Linked DNA regions of Homo sapiens: region 1 is linked to region 2. A link is an interaction called in ENCODE POLR2A ChIA-PET data of the cell type or tissue named here. Cell type or tissue: OCI-LY7. All regions are shown on one strand. Links, peaks and the distances in the headings refer to the core of each region. The heading gives the core; the rest is flanking DNA. Region 1 has its middle 32 kb from the start of MIR298. Region 2 overlaps GNAS (GNAS complex locus).

Region 1 (7,093 bases), core at 1,723-5,722, 57 kb before region 2:
TTGGCTGAAACAGAATTTGGGGCACCTTTTGAGAAGGTTGCTGAGCTACAGCTAATTAGCTGAGTGAAGGGGTCTGAACTCACGATGGGGGCTTTTTAATCTGAGCATATCAAGTATTTTCATAAAGACTTTTTCCACTACCTCTAATATCAGCCTTGCATCTGCCTCTAACCTGGTATCTTGCCTCATCCATTTGAGGCTTTTTTCCTTTAGCTGGCATTTGCTTCAAACAGCCTGGCCACGCAGACCCCTCTGCAGATAGCAGTATGCTGCTGCCTCCACCGGCCAAGGCGGGCAGAGGAGAGTCTGAAGGGAAAAGGATGGCAGCAGCAAGTCTTGATTGAAAAGTAATTAATTGTACAGCTTCAAAGTCTATTACTACTCACTCAGCACTCAGAAAACATTTGTCACTGGGAGGCTGAGAAGCTTCATAGTTGCCTAAATTCTTTTCTACCTTCTCTTTCTGCTTTTACTTTTTCCTCAATTGAAAGAAACCCACTGACAACCAATGACATGAATGGGCTGCAGAGAAGGCACTTCTGCAAACTTCACCACCCACCTCCTCCCTGCAAAGCCGCAGACCAAAAGGAAAATGACTACCAAAAAAATACTGTTTTTCGTGGTTTCTGTTCCCTTCCCTTTCACCCACCTCCCTTCCCTCTCTCTACTTTGCCTTCTCTTTGTTGGCTACAGGGATAAACCCAGAAAGCTGACAGGTAGCTACCTAAACTTGAGATATGCCTTATGCTTTTGGTAATGAGTAAGAATCCCAGAATGTAAGTAGAAACACAATTACTCGTTGAATACATATGCCATGAAAGCATCAATAGAGAGGTGAGACTGTTTGGGAGGCCCAGGGCATCACGTGCGGCTTCCAAGGAACGGGGCTGTAATGGTGCTGTTCAGAGAGTCAATGGTAAAGAAATACACACATTCTTTCTATTGGGGGTTCCATATTTTCAAAACGCCACTGTTTGCCACCTGTGGCACCTGGGCCATTTGGCTTTCCTCAGACATGCAGAGTTTAATGGAAGCATGAGAAATTCTTCCCATGCCTTTCTTAGTACATCAAGTGCAGACGCTATTATTTTTAAGTAGCCAAGTATACACAATTTTCAAGTAAACCATCCCTGGGTTTCGACAGCCAATCCTGTCCTCCCCTACTTGACACATCATCTCACTGCAGCCCTACACTCCAGCACACAGCCCCTCATGACAGGGGTCAAGACCCTGGCACACAGCGTCTATCCATCCCAACTCGGCCTTTTTTTTCAGGCACCAGCCTCTCCTGACTTCCTCTTCCTTAGCTGCATAAACACATTAATAGACTTTCCTTCCTCAGTCCTATCACATATTTATCTTTTCCCATGATGGCAATCCATCCAGCACTGGAAAGCTATGTTTAAGGTACTTTGCTATTATACAATTATAATGGCAGATCCTAAAAAAGCCCCGGCAAGGTTAGGCCCCAGACGATGCTGCCCACTAACATCCAGCACTGGCCATCTCCCTCCAGATCAAGGCCATGTTTCTGTCTTGAGCTAGCAAAATTATCAGCCTTCAGGAGGATCACCAGACAAGCCAACCAATCAGGCCAATCAAGGTGGACCCCAGTAAACCCACTAGCCGATCACCCCCAGCTCTTACTATACCGGATTCCTCAGGTCCCTGTGGCCTTGCAGGTGCCACAGGTGGGTCAACTCCTCGAACATTTGGCCACACTTCTGGGGTCCCTGACCCCATTACTGATGTTTCAGCTCTTAGCTCCACTCACCTAAAGGACTTAGGTTTTTCAGAGTCTGGTAGCCAGTCACTACAGAGAAATAACAGGAGTGGAAAAAAGGGGGAATATCAGGGTTAAATACTGGGATTTATTCTTCCTAGTCTTAATTTATCTTTAAATTAAGGCAATTCCTATTTAAATCTAAGGGTCCTTTCTCAGCTTATAGTGGTGATTTTCAACTGGGGGAGATTTTGCCCCCCAGAGGACATTTAGCAAAGTCTGGAGACATTTTTGGTTGTTAAAACTAAGGGGATGCTACTGGCATCTAGTGGGTAGAGGCTAGGGATGCTGCTCAACATCCTACAATGCACAGGGCAGTCACCACAACAAAGAATTGCCTGGCCCCAAATACCACCAGTGCAGAGGCTAAAACACCAAGTCTAGATGAGATGTGCTGAGTGGTTCTGAAACCCCTTCCTCTGGTGTGCTCCCATCTCTCCCTTCTGAGTCCTCCCTACTCACTCCTGGACTGTCTCCCTTTTTCCTGTCCAGTGCGCCAATTGTTCAAGATTCTATTACCAAATGTATTTCTCCCCTAAAGAGTTTTCTCTGACTCCATAAATTCATCTTTGTAAGTACGATTGCCAATTTGAATGTGTGATCTTTATCTTTTTCTGAACTTCAGACCTTTCCTCCCAGAAAATGGGCTGCAAAAATCTCCATCCCAACTGCCCAAAGTTCCTTAATCTGCCATGTCTAAAACCAAATCAGCACTGCCACCTTGCCAGCCCCTCCCACTGACTTCCCTGTCCCACTCCCAGTGTTCCATCCATCTGGGTGCCACACTTTGGCTCCTCCATCTTTTGTGTCTTTCTAGCATAAGAGCTGCTCCAGGAGGATCCTTTGGGACCCCTCTTGAGTGCCGTCCTTCAGCCTTCCTGCTTCCTTCACCGTGCTAGGTCTCTCCTTTAAACATCTCCTTTGTGCATAACCCCTTTCCTTTGTTCTCGATCAGGATCATCCTCCATGCTGCTTCTGCTTTTCCTAAAAGTAGGCTCAAATCCTCACTTGCAGAACAAAAAACTTTCAACATCCTTTCCGTTTCCTGCCAAAATAGCCTCAAAAGTGCTTGCCCTCATACTCCATGGCATCCTCAGAGAGATTCTATCTAATTTCTCCTAACTTTTCTCCCCCTGCTCCCCAAGAGCCAGCCAAGGTGGCCAGTTGTGTTTACCCAGCCACGCCCCATGTTTCCTACCATTAAATCCTTTGTTCGTGGTGGGCAAACCGTCTCCCATCCCCCACTACCACCTTCTATTCATAGCCAAGGCGTCTATCCTTCCTTGGAGGCCCATATAAAAAGTCATTTTCTCCAGCAAGACTTTCAAGGTCCCCCCAGGTGGAGTTCTTTTCTTCCATTTGTATGCTGCTCTACTCTCCAGGATGAGGAACTGGTATTTGTCTAACTTGTTAAATTTGTTTTAGTCACCTCCATGCATGTGCTCCCCTGGCAAAGCTCATGATATCAGAAAGAATGAACAAAGGGGTCCCACAGACCCATGAGGGTGTCGAACAGAGACCCTGAACCCGTTCCTCGACAAATGGTACTTTGGGGGTGAGCGCGAGGCCTGACGAAAGCAAACAACCCCTTTGGAGCACCCATGGCAGCCTCCCTGGGGCTCCAACCCCAATGTCTACTGACCTTCCACTTGTGCAGGCTCAGCATCCCTGGGGCCTCAACTCCTTATCCATCCTGGGCTGCTCCTCGCAGTAAGCCCTCTCCTTGGGGTCCTGGCCCTCTACCTCCCAGCCCTGGAAATCTTCTTGCTCCTCACCTTGCCCGGCAGTGGCACCCCGTTGGCTGGGTTAGCCTGCCGCCATCAACACACCCAAGGGTTGGCCCCTGGGACCCCACCTCTCCCCCGAGGCTCGGCAACCTGTGGCATGAGGAAGAGTGACCCCACGGCGCTAGCGGTCCTCGTGGTCTTCCAGGCCTAGCCGCCATACACCCGCCCCCCACCGGCTTCCAACCACCCCAGCAGCACCTCTTCGGGCGTTCCAACGCGGCGCCCCCTATTGGACCTCCCACCCATATCCGGTTTCCGGTCTGACGCCCCCTGCTCATTCGCCAGGCAGCCTTGATTGGCATGACCCCTGCCCAATGGCTGACCCGGCGCTGGGGTCGGAGGGGAGTGAGTTGGTGTTGGGACCCAGTTGGGCCATTCAGTGGATGCTCAAGTGGTTAAGCCGTCTTGCGTGGGTGTAGTTGGCCAAAGTTTGAATCAAAGTTCAGTGTTGACATCTGGAAGTGTGTAGACCCATAGAGCTAAAGCGATATATCTTTGGGGGATCCCAAACGTTTCCCAGGGTCCAACTGTGTTCGCCTCCTTCCGTGCTGCGTGGCCACATGGATGGTGGATGCAGGGGTGCAAGGATGCACGGTGCCTGTGGTACCCTGGCTCTAAGAGGGATGCATTAGACTAAACGGGATCGCAACTTGCGGTGGTTCGCCCGCCTGCAGCTCTTATACAGCAGCCCGTGCCGTGCGCCCTGCTTGCTGCAGCCCGCCCTGTGTAACTCATCCAGCCTCCCCTCCCCCAGGGTTCTGCAGGTCAGATGACCCCCTGCCTCCTGCCCAGTTGCTCTGTGCCTAGACGTGGCTCGCCAATCTGTCTCACTGGTGAGACCGACCTGATGCGCACCTGCCGAGTTTTATGTGACCCCCTTACAGCAGCTTTTCTCCCGGGTTCCAATCCCTCTGCAGACCCCAGACCAGAGCATAGCATGTGCACACATCAAGGCCACCAGGTGGTGTGGGCATTTACCTTTGGCTAGCTCTGAGCTCACCGCAGCATGGTAGCGGGAGCGCAGCTGCGCGGGCAACCGCCGGGTTTGTGGCCGGTTGGCGGGCTCAGTGCCGCCTCAGTGGGCTCTAGCAGTAGAAAAGTAAAGCGACTACCCTAAGATACCCAGAGCGAGAGGAGAGGGGCTAGAAGGGTGCTGGAGGCAGGCTGTAGTGGGGCTAAAGGAGCTGACTGACCAGCGCTGCGGCCGGTGCCCGAAGCAGCGAGCAGCGCACCTCAGCTCCGGTTGCCGCGCGGCATGGTATTTATCTGTGGGTTCAGTGCGCACAGCGTTGTCCAGTCTCGAAACCACCCTAAACCGGCATTAAACCCCAACCAAAATCCCCTTTAACCCTTCCCTAGAACAGCAGGACCTGCGAAACTCTGAGGCCGCTTTGTGAGGTCCTCCTCTGCGCAGCACGCCCCCCACCCCTCTCTTGGTGCCGCCGCAGCTACTCCCTAGGGGGCTTTGCTCTTGGTGGTACGCACCCGAGACCTTCTTATTCCCCTGCGTCACCATCCACATAAACAAGAGAGCACCCTGCTTGCGCCGCTGTGGGCCACTGCGGAGACCCCTAGAGTGTGATGGGGGTGGGGGCTGTTAAAGTGCTTTACCGGAGCCAACCTCAGCAAGTGACAAACAAAAGCAGCAAAAAGTACACCCAAGGCATTTAAAAAACAAATTGCGTGCTTGCATACTCGGCATCCCCTCTCCCTCGCCTCTCTCTGCTTCTTTGGTGGGCTCACGACCACCTGTCGCATCCCTACGCGTGCCTGCGCCCCTTCCCAGGCACCAAAAGCCTTGCGCTCCGGACTAGGGGCTTGAGATCCGGGGCTGCCTGGAGGCTGGGGGCTATGACTCAGAGTTTCAGGGGTATCCTGGGGTGATGAAATCCTTCTTCAGTCCCCCCTCCCCCGAGGAGTCGGTTGGGTTGGGGAGGGAGGGTTTCAGCTCCTGTACTCCAGCGTTCCGAGGCCCACGTCTTGCGTCACGTGTCCCGCAACGCAGGAGCGCTTTCTCTGGCCAGCGGAGAAGCGAGGAGAAAGACTCCAAATCAGTCAGGGAGAGGAGTGGAAGGAGCCAAAACGTCCCTGCGAGGCCTGCGCTCACCAGCCCCCTTACCCAAAGTCCCGGGCCCCTGGCGCCAGGAGCAGGCTCCTGGAGCCGGAGCCAGCTCGGCACTGGAACCGGCGTCCTCTGGTGGCAGAGAGAGAGCGCTACTGGCGATTTTCGGACCGAATCGGCACGCTCGTCAGATCCAAGCAGGCGGGACTGGCCTGGAGCAAAAAGAAAGAGAGAGGAGGGCGTAAGGATAGACCAAGGAAGAGGGGCTGGGGGGCAGCCTGGGGGCATGAAAAGTGGCCAGGAAGGAGCCAAGACTCCACCAGCAACAATTGAGTTGCTTCAGCCTCAGTCTAGGGTTCCTTCCAGGCCTTGAACCCCCCAACCTCACAAGGGTTGGAAAGTGAGGCCGGTGAACTTTCCAGCTGGTACTTTGATTTTAAAATAATAATAATAATTTTTTCACCCTAGTTCGGTTGGGTGCTCCATCTTACGGAGCCCCAAACTTATTTTGAGAGGCCGCCACCGTGTTATGGGCGTGCGCAACTGCCTCTACGGCAATAATATGTCAGGACAACGCGATATCCCCCCTGAAATCGGGGAACAGCCCGAGCAACCACCTTTGGAGGCCCCAGGGGCAGCTGCCCCCGGTGCTGGGCCTAGCCCAGCCGAAGAGATGGAGACCGAACCGCCTCACAACGAGCCCATCCCCGTCGAGAATGATGGCGAGGCCTGTGGACCCCCAGAGGTCTCCAGACCCAACTTTCAGGTCCTCAACCCGGCATTCAGGGAAGCTGGAGCCCATGGAAGCTACAGCCCACCTCCTGAGGAAGCAATGCCCTTCGAGGCTGAACAGCCCAGCTTGGGAGGCTTCTGGCCTACACTGGAGCAGCCTGGATTCCCCAGTGGGGTCCATGCAGGCCTTGAGGCCTTCGGCCCAGCACTCATGGAGCCCGGAGCCTTCAGTGGTGCCAGACCAGGCCTGGGAGGATACAGCCCTCCACCAGAAGAAGCTATGCCCTTTGAGTTTGACCAGCCTGCCCAGAGAGGCTGCAGTCAACTTCTCTTACAGGTCCCAGACCTTGCTCCAGGAGGCCCAGGTGCTGCAGGGGTCCCCGGAGCTCCTCCCGAGGAGCCCCAAGCCCTCAGGCCTGCAAAGGCTGGCTCCAGAGGAGGCTACAGCCCTCCCCCTGAGGAGACTATGCCATTTGAGCTTGATGGAGAAGGATTTGGGGACGACAGCCCACCCCCGGGGCTTTCCCGAGTTATCGCACAAGTCGACGGCAGCAGCCAGTTCGCGGCAGTCGCGGCCTCGAGTGCGGTCCGCCTCACTCCCGCCGCGAACGCGCCTCCCCTCTGGGTCCCAGGCGCCATCGGCAGCCCATCCCAAGAGGCTGTCAGACCTCCTTCTAACTTCACGGGCAGCAGCCCCTGGATGGAGATCTCCGGACCCCCGTTCGAGAT
Region 2 (5,437 bases), core at 1,438-5,437:
ATATATCTAAATCATAACTCAAAAATCATAAAATAGAACATATGGAAAAGACTTTCCTCTGGATGCACGACACTGTTGGCTCCCTAAAGAACTACTTTTAGGGAACAAAAAACTGTTCAAGCCCAAGCATATAAGTTTAGGCCCCTTCGTGGGGAGAATGGCTTATAAGCGGGGAACGGGAAACGAGATGGAAAGATGTATGCGTTTGTAAGACCCACAGGGAAGAGACTTGTCTACAGCTAAAACAATGAGTTATTGTTGCCTTTTGTCAGGCTTTCGTGGGAATTTGTGTTTGTATATTTTAGATGGACTTGGCTGCAAACTTAAATTGGAGAAATTTAGTGGTATATAGTTAGTATGGATAGCTAAACTTTTTAAATAGCATTATTTTGAAAAAAAAGCAATAAACACAATATGTATAATATAACCCACTGACTTTCTTGAAATATGATTCTATATTTAATAGGAAAAGGAAACAGCAGCCTATTAAAAATGTATCAGAACAATAACTTTTTATTAGTCCTACTAACATCTGAACTTTTATGTTCCTACCTACAAGTCCCCCATCATCATTTTTTTTGGTAAGATTCACATTTTCCCAGGAGGAAAATTTAGTCCCAGCACATCTTACAAATGAAGTTTCTTATTTTCACAACATTGAACCATTTATTGGCATATTCTAACACATTTAGTGTATATTCTTCCTAAACAATTCTGTGAAGAAACTAAATTACTCAGTAGCTTACCCCATTCCCCCTACACACGAGAAAAGAAACTACCCAAAACCAGTAATTCACAATAAGACCCAGCAGCTAATTGCGTGAACTTTTGAATATGTTTAACGTGTTGAATTAAAGTTCTTTGTGAGCATTAATTCATTAATTGGGCTCAAAATTCAAAATCACACCAAGTGTCGGTCACATAGGGAACTCTGGTCTCAGGGTTTGAATGACAGTGTTGTTGATTAGTTCAAGCTCTTGCCTTTCTCTAAACTTTCTTGTGTTCACTTTCAGGAATTCTATGAGCATGCCAAGGCTCTGTGGGAGGATGAAGGAGTGCGTGCCTGCTACGAACGCTCCAACGAGTACCAGCTGATTGACTGTGCCCAGTAGTAAGTAACCGCCACCCAACCCATCAGCACATAAAACAGACAAAAACAAGAAAACATGAAAACCTGTGATCCTGCTTTGAAAGTTACTTGTTGATGATTCCTTTCTTAGAAGCCAACCAGTTACCCCACTGGCAGAAAGTTCTAATCTGATTCAATTGTTTATTTATAAAGTCCTTAATTGCATTTTTTTTCTTTTAGTGCAGCGACATTATTTTACATAAACATTTAAAGCCTGTTAGAGCAAAATGATGATGAGTTTCATAGTATTCCTAATTAGTAGGAAGTAATTAATTGAATTGACCCTAAGCATTTAGGGAAATAGGGCTGTGCTCACATTTTGAATAATGTAAAAATACTATATTTTATTGCTGTAATTTTAAAACATAACAAAGAGGAATGGTGAAGACATAGCTACGCCTCCTCTCTCCTTGGTAGTTGTTGATTGATCTATTTCTGCTCTCAGGTAAGCGACTCTAGTAGCTGCCTAGTGTTACTAGATCCTAGTGACTCTAGGTAGAGTTTGTTTTTGTGTTGTCTTGACTTTTGAACTCTATTTCATATCCTTATTTATTCCTTCTCACCGGGTCTTGATTCAAGGATGGTAAGTGGTCAATGGATTTTAAATCCTAAACTGTACACCTAAGCAGTACAATACCGTGGTGGGGTTATTTTCAAATAAAACAAATTACTACCTGCGAGGAGGACAGGTTAAGGCCTGCAGTAGCAATGGGAAAAGCATCTTTCTCCAAAGTCACTCATAAAGGTGGGCTCACCTGGTTGGTGTGTTGGCAAATGAAGAAGGGGGAACTTAAAACACAGACTTTATTGCACAACTCTACCTGATGCCCAGGCTGCTTCCCTTGCTGCCTAACACCTGACTTACCATTGCCTCAGGGATCGCCCTCTGTCCCTGTCACCCACCATGGTCTCTCCCAGAGGACATCGTACCCGATAGCTAGAAAGTTGCCTTTGAAATAGTTTATGGCTTCCCTCATCTTGCACATGATATAGCAAGCATGTGGTGGTCAGGGTTATTTAAAAAATATGTAAACATTATTATTATTTTTTTGAAACGGAGTCTCACTCTGTCACCCAGGCTGGAGTGCAGTGGTGCGACCTTGGCTCACTGCAACCTCTGCCTCCTGGGTTCAAGTGATTCTCCTGCCTCAGCCTCCCGAGTAGCTGGGACTACAGGTGCCTGCCGCCACAACCAGCTAATTTTTGTATTTTTAGTAGAGATGGGGTTTCACCATATTGGCCAGGCTGGTCTCGAACTCCTGACCTTGTGATCCACCTGCCTCGGCCTCCCAAAGTGCTGGGATTACAGGCATGAGCCACCGTGCCCAGCCAAAAATGTAAAGATATCTTCTGTTTGTTGATGCTGCAGAAATGCACAAAGCAGTCTCAGTTAATGATATTCTGAAGTAGGAGTGTCCTGTGACTTGGGGCAGGGGAGTCTAGTAGAGGTTTGATGTTTTAGCCATCCTTATTACAAGTAGCTGAAACTCGGAACTGATTTTGCTATAGGAAGTATTAGCTAATCAGAACCAAGGTGCCAGGCTGACTCACCAAGGGCTAAGATTGCTTTACTTAGTAGCCTCAAGCCCAAGGAACTGATTGTGAAAACCACCTGAATAAACAGGAGGGAGGAAGAGGTAATACTGTTCATCTATAAATCATATAAGCCTCTGTTAGGGTCTGCGCAATCTATCAACCCCAGCCCTGCCTTCCCATAGGAAATTCCTTTATTTTCAATTGCCACATACATAGATATTCCACGGTTTAATATACAAGCAAATGTGTATATTTTTTCAAGGAACAGAAAAAAACAGTCCATCTTGGCTGGTCCCTATGGCCCCCAGCCCCCACTCCTTCTTCAACAAAGTCCCTGATTTTCTCAAAAGTTCGAACCAAAAGCTGGAAGCGCTAATTATAGTAACGCAAAACAAATGGAAATCCTGGAATTGTTTGCATTTTGTATTTTGGATCCAAGTCAGAAGTTAAGTACAGGTACAAGATTAAGAGAGTTTAACCACCCCAGTTTTGAATGCTGGGGGGGCAGGGAGACCCAGTTTCGTTAATTAACAGTAGCTTAGCCAGATTGTTGAATTTTGTCGGGTTTCGTTTTCTCTCTCAAATCATTTAGAAGTTTTTGGGGTTTTTTTAAGCAACACTTAATTACTCCTGAAACTTTGTCTGAAAACGCACCATTTGTATAGATCATGAAAAGTTTTAAGGAAACTCAGAGAAAAAGAGAACAACGCAGCTTAAAACTTTTAAAATGTCCTCCCTCACCCGTGGCTCAAACAGCCCTGCATCTGCCGTGGCCGGCACGTTTCTGGTTGAACTGCCTTTATGTTAAAGTTCAGATACTGGTAGTGTGCCCATTTCTTAAGCTGTCTATTTTTATTTGTTGAGCTGGGGTTTGGCTGGCTCCACTCCAGATGTCTCTCTCACAAGATTTGGTGCTGATGATCTATTTATAGAACTGTGGTTCTGTTGCCATGGTAACATGCTGGAGGCCAGGGCGGCTGGGGAGCTATTTCTGGACTGGTGCTGTAATGTAAGATTGATTGGGCAAGTTAGTATATCCTCTAAGCCAGACTAACTCTGAACTAGTAAAAAGGAAGAGGGGAACAGAAAACTTAGGCAGTTTCTTTAAATAAACTTTTCTCTCTTTATGATTTTCTTTTCTCGTTAGCCCGCTTTAAAACAATTCCAATCTCTACATGCCCCTCCCTCCAAAAAATAACTGGTTTTAACATTAATTTTCCATATTAATTACCCCAATCTTTCAAAAGTAAATTTTCCTGTGTGTCTAGTCAAGCAACACAAACAAGATGCTTTTTTTAATGAAAAGCGTAATATCTGGAGTGTTCTATTTCATGGACCAAACAGAACGGAAGAGAACTTTGTGTTTGTTTCCTGTTCAGGATGGCTAGGGCGAGAAGGGCCCCTTTGTGCCAACCTCTTTTGTTCTCTTTAATCAATGAGATTCTTAAAAAGTAAAAAGGAAGGGATACAGATTCTCAGTAACTAAAACAATCTCGTGTGCCCTTGAGGGGAAAGTCCTTGATGTTTTTAAGAATGTCACTTTATTGTTTTTTAACTGAATGATATAGAGGTATACAATTTTCAAACTGTTTGCCATTTTAATCAAGCAATTTGAAAATTAAAATGTTTTTGTCAGGCATTACCAAATGGCACAGAATGTGATAGGCCAGCCTGGTTTTGGGGTCCTTTCTCTACTGGTTGATATGCATAAAACCTTCTAAAAATCAAGAATATTGCCAGAGAGCAACAGGAATAAAGAAGCTAAGTAAAGAATAAAAAAGAAAAATAGAAAAAATAAAAATAAACACGAAGAACAAAGCCCCACCACCGTGCTGTGCTGTTTGTGTGGCCCCACTGCGTCGAGGCCACAGGCTAGCTGCTAGACGCATCTAGAGTTCCCTGATTCCTAAAATTATTTATCTTAAATCCTGTTTGCCCTAACCTTCTTAAGGCATCAGCTTTGAGTTACAAATGTAACCAACACACAAGCAAATGTGCCATTGACTTAGTGCTGCATAACTGTGGGACGGTCACTTCCGTTGAGCCTGACCTTGTAGAGAGACACAAATAGTTGGCAAATTGATGTGAGCGCTGTGAACACCCCACGTGTCTTTCTTTTTCTCCCAGCTTCCTGGACAAGATCGACGTGATCAAGCAGGCTGACTATGTGCCGAGCGATCAGGTGTGCAAAACCCCTCCCCACCAGAGGACTCTGAGCCCTCTTTCCAAACTACTCCAGACCTTTGCTTTAGATTGGCAATTATTACTGTTTCGGTTGGCTTTGGTGAGATCCATTGACCTCAATTTTGTTTCAGGACCTGCTTCGCTGCCGTGTCCTGACTTCTGGAATCTTTGAGACCAAGTTCCAGGTGGACAAAGTCAACTTCCAGTAAGCCAACTGTTACCTTTTTATATAACAGAGATCATGGTTTCTTGACATTCACCCCAGTCCCTCTGGAATAACCAGCTGTCCTCCTCCCCACCAGCATGTTTGACGTGGGTGGCCAGCGCGATGAACGCCGCAAGTGGATCCAGTGCTTCAACGGTAGGATGCTGTGGGCTTGGCTGTTCGTAAAGAACGCTTTGCTTCTGTGTTGTTAGGGATCAGGGTCGCTGCTCACGCTCTTGGCTTTGCTCTCTTTGGTTAAGATGTGACTGCCATCATCTTCGTGGTGGCCAGCAGCAGCTACAACATGGTCATCCGGGAGGACAACCAGACCAACCGCCTGCAGGAGGCTCTGAACCTCTTCAAGAGCATCTGGAACAACAGGT

Evidence for each region. Peaks named below come from ENCODE experiments on the same cell type or tissue, not always from the same donor. Only the 100,000 strongest peaks of a DNase experiment are listed, where the experiment ranks them.
Region 1: POLR2A ChIA-PET joins it to region 2 with 5 read pairs; 6 of 35 experiments call an interaction of 5 or more read pairs at or near these places.

The regions. Positions count from the first base shown.
Region 1 is chr20:58,847,105-58,854,197 of GRCh38, forward strand. It overlaps GNAS-AS1 and a transcript of GNAS not described here. Among named protein-coding and RNA genes, the nearest start is that of MIR298, 32 kb to the left of the region's middle. RefSeq lists an enhancer at 5,454-5,553. In OCI-LY7, for the core only: CTCF peaks have their summits at 1,985 (motif pointing left) and 3,804 (motif pointing left); a DNase peak (open chromatin) is centred at 3,857; H3K4me3 peaks cover 2,348 bases.
Region 2 is chr20:58,904,370-58,909,806 of GRCh38, forward strand. It overlaps GNAS (GNAS complex locus), which reads left to right. Exons shown (of 13, transcript NM_000516.7): 6 at 1,014-1,111; 7 at 4,793-4,847; 8 at 4,981-5,054; 9 at 5,152-5,210; 10 at 5,315-5,435. Among named protein-coding and RNA genes, the nearest start is that of GNAS, 16 kb to the left of the region's middle. RefSeq lists an enhancer at 3,274-3,753. In OCI-LY7, for the core only: no CTCF peak of the experiment used is centred there; DNase peaks (open chromatin) are centred at 2,671, 3,612 and 4,032; H3K4me3 peaks cover 1,865 bases; H3K27ac peaks cover 3,280 bases.